Regions from separate parts of the Homo sapiens genome. Here region 2 is linked to region 1. A link is a loop called in an ENCODE intact Hi-C map of the cell type or tissue named here. Cell type or tissue: PC-3. All regions are shown on one strand. Each heading gives the region's core, and the rest is flanking DNA. Links, peaks and the distances in the headings are about the cores only. Region 1 overlaps RBMS3 (RNA binding motif single stranded interacting protein 3). Region 2 overlaps RBMS3 (RNA binding motif single stranded interacting protein 3).

Region 1 (5,401 bases), core at 107-5,106:
TGAGGAGATACATATACAGGAGTTTCTGAGTGTTCTTTCCTAAAACTTGTGCACATTATGTTTGTATATGAAATAGAGGCAGTGTTTAGAATGAACGTGGCTGTGCTATACTTCTTGATTTCAGTGTTACAACAAAGATTAGATTAAAGGAACAACAAACAGCATGTTACAAGAAGCATTCCAATTTTCCAGTAAGAACTGAGTCATGCAAGAGAGACCATACAGGTTCCACAATTAATCTAATGCAAATTTTAAAAGAATATAGGACTCCCAGACATGAAGAAACATGAGCCACAGATATAGTCCAATGACTTCAGAAGTATTTCCAGGAAAACCAAAAGCCTGTCTTAATAAGATACCAACTCTGAAATCCCTGAGATGCTTATAGCTGAAGCTTAATACAATAGGCCCATCAGTAAATTTATTCATAGTCAACCAATGTTGCTAAAGCTTTAAAGAACAGAGAAATTAAAATGTGTTTTGCATGGGGAAGTTTTCCCCAGAGTTCCTCATTTTTATATAGGAAATCAATTTGCATCACTGATGATATCATTCACATCAGACACCCCAAAGTTGTTAGGAGGTAATTTAGTTTTATGCTGAAGCAATTTGATACTTGTTCTGATTTGTGATTTTCATTTTGTTTGTTAATGAAAAAAATGAATGAGCAATGTTACTAGAAATACAACTTATCAAAACATTGGCATCATTAAAGAGGTTTTCCATACTATGCATTGTGATCATTGTGCAGCTGGTACCTGGACCTCCACAATGGAAGAACCATTAATCAGATAGCATAGGCAAGATTTCAGGGTACGGATGCCCTTACACATACCTTTGCACTGATTTGTGTTTTTGTCAAGAATTGCCTTTGTAGATACAATTTTTCCATACCTGAAAGAGAGAGAGAGAAAAAAACCCATGTTATTGTAACCCATTGAAGACACTTAAAACACTCTAATGAACATCGGGGCACACACAACTGAGCATGCATAAACCAAGAAAACAAGCTCTGGATTCCCATTTCACACCTGGATGATGTCCTTTCACCAGTTCTTCTTTATAACTTAGGAATGTTCTTCCCTATGTAAGCAATGGGTTGAGCTTCAAAAATAAACTTGTCAGGCTGTCACAGGCAGCCAAAAGAGGATCACATGTGATTGTGATCACAGTAAATCGCACTCTGTGGATTCATGGAAGAAAGCATGGACCTTGGTGCTAGACTGAACAGGGTTTGCATCCAGCTCTGACTCTCACCTTGTGTTGTAACACTGCAGAGTTTAACCCAACTTCACTAAGACACAGTTTCTTCATCTGCAAAAATGAGAAGCTAAATATGTCAAATCTCCTAGTTCAATCAACATTTATGTCTTTGGGAATCCACTATATTAGGCTCCAGGAGCAATGTAATATAGTAGTTAAAAGAATATACGGAGACACCAAACTATCATGGTTCAAATCCTAATTTAGCCTGGGTATATTTGGTTGGCTAAGTAAGTAATATGTGCTTTTTGCATCATTTGATCATCTATAATAATATAAATACATTTATTTAAATAATGATTTGAATTATTTGTAATGATATAAATATTTTTGTAAGTATATAAGATGAGGATAATATTGTCTTCTTTATAGGCTTTTTGTGAAGGTAAAATGGGGTTTACCTAACGTGCTGAGGACAGTGGCCGACACAGAGTAAGTATTATTAATGTTAGCTCTTCTTCCAATGATGCTCTCCCTGCTATCAGCTATATAAAAATGTCTCCAGCCCTCGGCATTCTCTGAGAATGATGAGAAGTGGAAGGGGGTAAAGATTCTGTCCCCAAAGCTTCAAACATTACTACTTAGACTGTCAAAAAATTCCACTGAGAAAATTGACATGTAAAGTTATTTGCTAAAAGATAATTACATTTACAGTTTACATCGTTAGTTTTAAATGTTAGGGATTTCATTATGTTCTCACTCTACCTAGTTGTACAGATACTCACCTGTTCGAAGCTTTTTTGTTTGTTTCATATTATCAAAATGACTATTACCTCATGCCTATTACCACACGAGATTATTCCCTTTAAAAACTCCCAATCCTCCCTTTCCCATCTCCCCCAAAACACTCTTTTTGGAGCTCTATTTCACCCCAAGAGTCTCTCTGTTGGGAAAATAACCAGTAAAATAAAATCATATTTGAACAGTCTCTTTACTAGACAATGATTCATCGTACCTACAATCATACCCATTAACTAGCTGTAATGTTAGCTAGGTTTGAGCTATTAAGGTAAATAAATATTTGCAAAATTATATGTATCTTAGAGTAGAAAATAAGGGATAAGAGAAGAAAATGTCACTGCATCTTTTTTTTCCACACCAAGCACCATTAATACAATATGTGAGAAGTAAAAATCAGAAAAAGAAAGAAAAATTAGATCAGGTATAACTATCTTACACCAGGCACATAAACCCTTAAGACAAAAATCCTTCTTAATTGGTTTATAAAGGTGTTCCTGAAATTTTTATATAAGAACCTTCTAAACTGAAATTTAGCTCTGTCTTAAATATGAAATTAAACATTACTGTGTTTCATAGTGGATTTCATCTCACAACTGGACTGTTAACAATAGTCAATGGCATGCATATTGTCCTACTGTATCAATATTACAAGAATGTCCTCTACTGCATTAAATGTAGTATATGTAATCACTTTTACAGCAAAAAATGTTAAATGTTTTCTTATGGAAAGCATTTGTGAGTATTTTGACAAGTAACTTTTTTATAAACAAAGAAAAAGAATTTTATTTCTCAGAAATTATTACAATATTACTATCAATGGAAAATCACACACAGAGTCCAAAAAAGCAAACCATACTATTTCTTGATTTCCTTATTTCTAAACACTCTCTAGGCCAGACTTTCCGACAGCACAGAATCACAAAACAATGGAACACAACTCAGAGTACTTGACGCAACATCTACTATGACTGGAGTAACAGGAATTTCATTCCATGGCTCCGTTACAACATTCTGCATTAACAATTAATTTGCAAAGCTAGGATATGCTTTAAACAACAAGAGAAGGTACTTAATGGGCCACTGGTTACAGTTCATGTCTGAACTCTCAGGATGACAAACAGGTACTTTCTGCATGACTGGCTCTGTATTCTCTGTGATCTGCAAAGTCAACAACTGATGTAGATAAATAAGGTTTAGATTTTTTTTAAAGACGTAACCACCATAAACACGAGACCCACGAATGTAATATACCTATGAAATTATGCTTTTATCAAAGTATACTAGTAGATTAGAATGAAAACTACTCTGCAGATTAAAAGTACATGATTTTATACACTCCGAAGGAAAATAAAAATTTCTGAAGTAAAAAAGTATGCCTTCAGGTATATAACCTCATTTACTTACTCTTTCCCTTCTTAGGGTTTAGATCAAGACCTTATGTCTTCATAAAGTTCTTTCTTCAACTATGCCACCCACCATTGGAAGCAGAAATCTAATATTAGAGAAAATTATGTGACCAAATTGCTGAATAATGCCTGGAAATAGACACCTGAGCACAAGTCCCATGTGCCTCCTGACTCCAGAAGCTTTCAGACAAATCCAATTCACTTATCTATCCTTTCATTTCTTACAGCTAGAGGAGATAAAATACTATCCACAGTCTACTTCCTTGGGGGTTTGAACTTTTCAAGGGAAATAAATAAATGAAGTAAATATATTTTACACTATAGTTCTTTCTATGTGGGCCTTCTCTAGCCAAAGTAGGAACTCCCTAATACAGCATTGCAAAGATGCTTTTTGGCAACCCCATACCTACATATTCACCAACTATCCTGAGTGCTCATGTATTCTACAAATATAGCCAGGTCTCTAATGACATTTTCTTTATATTCAAATACAGCCAGGTCTCTAATGATATTTCTTATATTCTATTTTCTTTATATTCTAAAGAGTATGCTTTAAAAGAGTAGCTAGTCTACAGTAACTATTTGCTTATTACATTTTTGAGTTTTCATAATTTTATAAATGTATATATTGTCTATCAACTTTTTAAAACACTTTCACCCTAGCTTGTCAATACAATTTTCATATTTAATTTTTTAAGAGAAATAGCCAGTTCTTTTCTGGCATTTATTCTTAAACAGCATCTGAGTCAAACTATATTTGTTGATACACTTGATTATTCCACATACAAGCCTAATTTAAACTAATGGCATCTTTTATTTTCAAAGCTGAAGAGAAAATAGAGTTATTATGGGTCTACTCTTCATGAATTATGAAGACATCAAATTGGTGGGATCCTTCAATAAAGAATTTATTTTTAAACCCTTTTGCTGAATCACCCACTGTGTATATTAATTCAAAAAATACAGGCAGAGACTGAAAATAGAGTCTCCGCAGTCAATTAACTCTCAGCTAACTCATTTTTCACATGCCTTCTATATTGATACCAGACTAGAAAAAGGTATCACATTTATTTAATGGATGAAACATTAGCCTTTTAGCAAATGTGGTTGTTTGCCTACTTCTAGATGGCTCATTCATTCTTTGGCATTTGAGGATGGTAATGGAGCATATCTGTAGCTTTAGGGACCCAGTTGGAATGTTGTAGGGCTATCTCTCTGATGGAATACATCAGCCACGTTTCACCTACAAGTTTACAACCCATTTATATTCTGAAGTTTTAACAAGTTCAATCTACAAATGGGTCATCAAAGTCATGCATAATTGTTATGGACTGAATTTTGTCCCCTCAAAATTAATATGTTAAAATTGTAATCCTCACTACCTCAGAATGTGACTGTATTTGGAGACAGAGCCTTTAAAGAGGTAATTAAGGTAAAATAAGGTTATACGATAGGCCCGAATCCAATATGATTGTTGTCCTTATAAGCAGAGACAGGCACAAAAAGACCATATGAAGTCGTAGAGAGAAGGCAGCCATTTACAAGAAAAAGAGAAAGGCTTTAGAAGCAGCAATGGTGCCAATACCTTGATCTTGTATTTCCCACTTCAAAACTGTGAGAAAATATATTTTCATGAAGCCACCCAGTCTGTGGTACTTTGTTATGGCAGTTCTAACAAACTAACACAATAATCTTCTCTCCAAGGCCTCCTGAGCTTTGCAAAAAGAACAGAGGTGAGAGGATTCATCAGACAAGACACCTTTCTAAAATGCTTTGCTCAATGATTTTGCACTTGTCCCTTCCAAGCTCTTACCTAAGACCTTCAAGCTCTTTCTCATCTAACATTTGTGTATGATAACAGAAGCCTAGAAGTCTCACAGTGTTACAAAGAGCAGACAACAAATAATCCAGAACCTGGTCCTTGGTCTTGTAATCTGGGCAGTGTTTCTTTCCCCGGAGAGATAATCAAACTGTGATCATGCATCCACACC
Region 2 (5,401 bases), core at 294-5,293, 120 kb before region 1:
CATAGTGGCCTCTTCTATCTTGGTGCTTCATTCATAACCATTTATTCTAAAAAGGGCCTTAAAGGAGCAGTTCTCAAAACATCTCCCTTACATGGCTACTTTTTCATCTTGGTGGTAGAAGAAAAACTTAGCACAAATTTTGTAGAATGTTTGTCATTAACCACCAATAATGTAAAGGCATATTCCCTTAGACCCACCTCTATGCATTTATCCTACACATACAGTTTTATAAAAGCACAGTCATGTACAAACAAAGATGCTACTAAAACATTTCACATGAAGCAGAGGATTGGGAAAAATTGATATTCATTAATACAGGGCTCATAATTAAATTATGACATATCTATAAACTAAGATTCTGTATAGTGATTACAAATAAACCTTTATATATAGTAGCATGACAACATGTCCAAGATATATGTCAAAAGGCAAGTTGCAGACCAGTATCTACAGGTATACATTTGTATAAATATGAAAATATATATATGTGCAATCACTATTTACATATATATGCTTATTCTCTTGATTTAAATGAATATTATGTTGTTATTCATAATAACAATCAATAGTTAACTTTGGTCGAATACTTCTTCAGTAAAGTCGGTGCTCTTCTAAGCTAGATTCTCACAGCAACCCTATGACATAGATATTATAATTTTCTTCATTACAAACAAAAAAATTGAGGAGTTGGGAGGTTCAGTAACATACTTAAGATCACACAGCCGGTGGGTGAGACCCAGGAATTAGACTGTAGGCCTTGCATTCATAACCGTTATACTGTACTACCATTAATATATGTACATTGGGGAGGATACATTTGTGTTTGGATAAATACAGAAAGTGTCTGGATCCACATATGAGACCTGATAACATTGATCACCTCTGGAGATGGATGAGGAATGAAGTTTAACTTTGTATTTCACACTCTAAAAACTTTTAGTTTTTTTTTAACATTGGAAATGTATTTCCTAAAAATATGTTTTAATATACAAAATGTGCAACAATTCTGGTCTTCTACCCTGAAACCTTGACTACAGAATTTTTAAAATTGTCTATGAATACGGAGCTCCTGCCCTCTGGCTTTATCCATTGAAAGATTAACTTGAATTACGAACTTATGAAGATTCTTTGACTCACTCAATACCTGCATTTTTTTCTGGCATACAAGATTGACTTTTTATTGCTTTGTACAGTATGCAATTACATAAAATACACATCAAACTCATCCAAATACCCAGTCATTTAGCTGTCTGTTTGGTGTACTCATACATTCTGTCATATACTGTGAGCAGAATACAGCCGAATTTGATCAGGCTGCTGTTTACAATTTACAACAGGGACCTCTAAATGACTCCTTTTTGGTATGTTTCTGGAAAGGTCAGGCACCAACGTGTTTTACCAAATAAAACTCAGGTTTGAAGAATATGCCTTCTAAACGGATTTTTACTACCTGGACTTTAATAAGTTTTACAGGGCTTCTTTGTTAAATTGCCCTGACAATTTCCATTTCCAGTTGCTTCAATCATATTAACAGAAGGTAAAGTTCACAAATAGTAAAATATGTCATTGAACTGCATTTGGGTTTTCAGAAATAGATCACACACCTGACAAACACACAAGACATAATGTTCAGCATTCTAATTCATGTTTGGCTTGGCATATCTCATTTGGGGCAGAACAAGATGCCCTACCACAAATGGAAGTATCTCATTACTCAGGAAATAAGACATGTCTGCACCAAAGACTTGACAAATCCCATTAACTGTATAAGAAGAAGGATGATTTTTTTTTTCCCTTAAGGAAAGGCAGAAAGGTCAGGGATCTGTGGTAGAAAATATGTGTGTAGATACATTAATGCTTGTGTCATTTTAAAAATATATGTGTAAAATTATACCAGAATGCATGACTCTCTTACAGAAGTACTTCTCCTTCAAAAATATGGTGTCATGCTCTATTCACAGCTGGGGTCAGCAAGAATGAGACCAGCGAGTGTTTTCTAGGAATTAAATAAGACCATTCAGTTTTTTGAAGGCTCATTAACAGATCCACAATCTACTATGTATCTTTCTGTTGGTATCTATTATTTCAGTTCCTGCATAGCAGTTATGAGGCTAACAGTGTGGGAGAGATCAGAAGGAAAGAGTCAATGCAAAAATGCTTTAAGGCCTTTGACAGGCTAATTACAAGAAGCTAGAAAGGATCAAGGAAGGCTCAAAGAAGGGGCGATAAGTGAATATGGGTGGAGGCACTGTCCCTCAAAATGGTCCTGCAAGAAGTGGCATCTACACAGACATCTGAAAAATGACTTTGTGTTACTTCATCAAGGTGGGTAACAGAGGGTGGTGAGAGTCAGTCTTATCCATAGGCCTGGACTTGAGAAAGAACATGACAAATTATGGTGACTACTGCATAAAATTTATTTCTTGTAGGTATTTAGCCTTACATTAGTTTGCTACTGTTTCTAGCTGATGTTTGTACATTAATCTGTCATATTCATTCTAGAGTGTACCTGTATTCACGACAGGGTCCACATTTATCTTGTATCATCTTTCATCAGTTAATACCCCATATCTCCCTGGATATTTGTCCTCAAATAAAAAATAAGTCATCTAAAATATTTAGAATAAAGATTTAAAGGGAACTTATTTTAGAATAGGCTTTAATTCAAAGTAAAATTGATTTTTAAAATTAATGTTTCTACTTATGAGAAAAGGCTGAAATGTTTTAGCAGCATACATGCAAATAGGATTAGGTCAAATGAACAGAAAAGCTCTACGTGCACCTCAAAGCAAATGTATATTAATAATTCTTTGACTTGGACATGGGTTCAATAATAATCTGTTTCCCTTTTTGTGCACGAATCCCCTTGCATCTGATTAGAAAGGAAGCTCTGCACATCCTGACACTGACATATACACACCTTATTTGAGTGTCTGAATTATCACAGTTTAATACAAATTTTAAAAGGGAAGAATTCCTTCTACAAACCTCTTTCAATCAGTCACCCATCAACTCAACAAATATTTACTCAGCATCTACCATGTATCAGGCCTTTTGCCAGGCACAGAGGCAACAAGAGGCTCCCTGTTCTCCAGTATCTATAAATGTAGAGATGACAGCAGTACAGATTCTCCACTGATAGGCACTAGTATTATTTGTGTATGGTTATGCTGGTTGTTTACATAGTGAAATACTTCCACCCATACCTGTTGGAAAACAGCTGCTGACTGAACCCTCCCCCTACCAAGTGTCTTCTGGACTGCCTCATTCACCTGACTCCTCCCTTAGGATGCCCAGAATCACTGTACAATCCAGTTAAAACCTAGGATAGATAAGAGGGCACCCAGGACCCTTTCATCAGTTCTTTCATTGAGGTCTGTGCTTCCTGGTCATTGACAGTGCCATACTGCCAGTCCAATACTGCAGTTGTCACCTCTACATATGGATCAACAGTCTGGACCAGTACTACATTAAGTGTCATCTTCACTTAAAGTGTTCGTTAACCTGTCTCAGAAGAAACAGGGACAGAAATGCAGAGTAAGCATTTAGAAACTTTTATATTCATTTGATAGATGAGTTTTATGTCTATATCTTTGTTTTCCTTTATTTTATTTTTCTGGTAATTTATTTTTATTATATTTTATAAAAGCATCAGTCCACAACAGTTTGGAAATAAAAATAACTAGTTCTACAACATTCAGATAGTGAGAAGTAAGCACTCCACTCATCCAACATTCTGCAGTGAATGCTGCCCATAAAGAATATGAATGAAATTTATAAGGAATACATAAACCACACTTTCTATTAACATAAGAGAAGACTTCTGCCTCCCCCTACTATTCTCCCTAATGCAAACAAGGAGCACAGAAGAGAGACGTATTTACACACAAAAATATGCCATTAAGCACATTCAGTTTCTGCATTCACTCAGGGACTATTTGGATCTCTTGCCCTCTCAGCTATTCTAGTTAAAGGGTAAATTAAGCTATACTTTCCCTAAGCAGTTTTGGTGAATGTATCTAGCTCCTCATTTTTACCTTGACTATATTCTTCTCTCATCTCAGCTCGTTCATGCAGTTTAATACATGCATGCAGCATGTGTTAAACTATGTATAAAACTTAGATGAGTAATTCATGTAAATTAAGAAGTATATTCTGTCATCTTTGGTCATCTAAATAATAGACTATCAGCCAAAATCAACCCCAAGGGATTAGCTTGGAACATTTTCTGTGTAATTGTATAATCTTGACTTTAAGCAGCATATAACTAATCCTTATATCACAATGAAACTAAGAATGTAAGAAGAAATGTGTTATGCCTTATCTTTAATATTCTACTAGCTTTATTACACTAAGTTTTAAGTCATTTTTCTAGCTAATTCTCAATTATTTAATTGGAAAGATTTGTTTGATTTTAACTCAGAATATTCCGTCTTATTACGATACTTCCACAAAAGTTAATGCTGCTTTAAAAAAATACCTCAATCTGGATGATGAATACATACCAATTCTTGGCTGGTAGAGGCAAATGGTAAAATATATATAGGTGAAATAATATGATGTCTGGGATATAGACAGACATATTATTTTATCTATAAATATTATAAAATAATATAATGTATTCTTGAAGAGTGAGAAAGTGGTAAAATAGTTGGATGAAATAAGATTCATAGTAGAATAAATGTTGAAGCTGGATGATGGGCATGTTGAGATTTCTCGTACCATGTAAATTACACTATTTTCTCTGCTTTTGTGTATGTTTCATAAATTCTATAGTAAAGGCAAAATATACACAAAATATGCATATACCTATCTTTTTCCACAAAGCTTATTTTTTTCTTAAGACTAGCAGCAAAGAATTAATATTGTAAAGGAATATACAAAATTTATGATCAAGATAGTGAAAACAATTAATTAATTGGTTAGATTTTGTTGTAATATGTTCTGATTGGGAACTTTAAACAGAGAATAATATGAAACTTACAACAGAGCAAGACATGAATTTTCTCCATGTAAAGTAAAAATGTAAAATGTTTAAATTTTCTTTCTAGTAAAGGTATTTGGGAAAAAAAATCAAATTCAGAGATTTAAAAACAGGCAATCCTTTTGCCAATTGTACAGCTGCTATGGTCTGAATGTTGCATCCCCCCAAAATGCTTATTTTGAAATAGTAACTCCAAAAATGATGATATTGGGTGGTGGGGCCTTTTGGGAATCATTAGATCATAAAGGCAGAACCCTCATATATGGGAATAATATCCTTATAAAATAGGCACAGAACTTGTTTGCCCCTTCCACAGTGTGAGGACACAGCTGGAAGGCTCCATTTGAGACAGGAACCAGGCCCTCAACAGACACTGAATCTGTCAGCACCTTGATCTTGGACTTCCCAGCCTCCAAA

What was found. Peaks named below come from ENCODE experiments on the same cell type or tissue, not always from the same donor. Only the 100,000 strongest peaks of a DNase experiment are listed, where the experiment ranks them.
Region 2: it touches region 1 in a loop (5-fold over the local background); 1 of 110 quality-filtered maps calls a loop at or near these places.

Annotation. Positions count from the first base shown.
Region 1 is chr3:29,483,934-29,489,334 of GRCh38, reverse strand. It overlaps RBMS3 (RNA binding motif single stranded interacting protein 3), which reads right to left. Exons shown (of 15, transcript NM_001003793.3): 3 at 836-894. Among named protein-coding and RNA genes, the nearest start is that of RBMS3-AS2, 160 kb to the left of the region's middle. In PC-3, for the core only: no CTCF peak of the experiment used is centred there; a DNase peak (open chromatin) is centred at 3,064; H3K4me3 peaks cover 1,570 bases; H3K27ac peaks cover 2,308 bases.
Region 2 is chr3:29,607,320-29,612,720 of GRCh38, reverse strand. The region is part of intron 4 of RBMS3 (RNA binding motif single stranded interacting protein 3); the gene reads right to left. Among named protein-coding and RNA genes, the nearest start is that of RBMS3-AS2, 33 kb to the left of the region's middle. In PC-3, for the core only: no CTCF peak of the experiment used is centred there; a DNase peak (open chromatin) is centred at 3,120.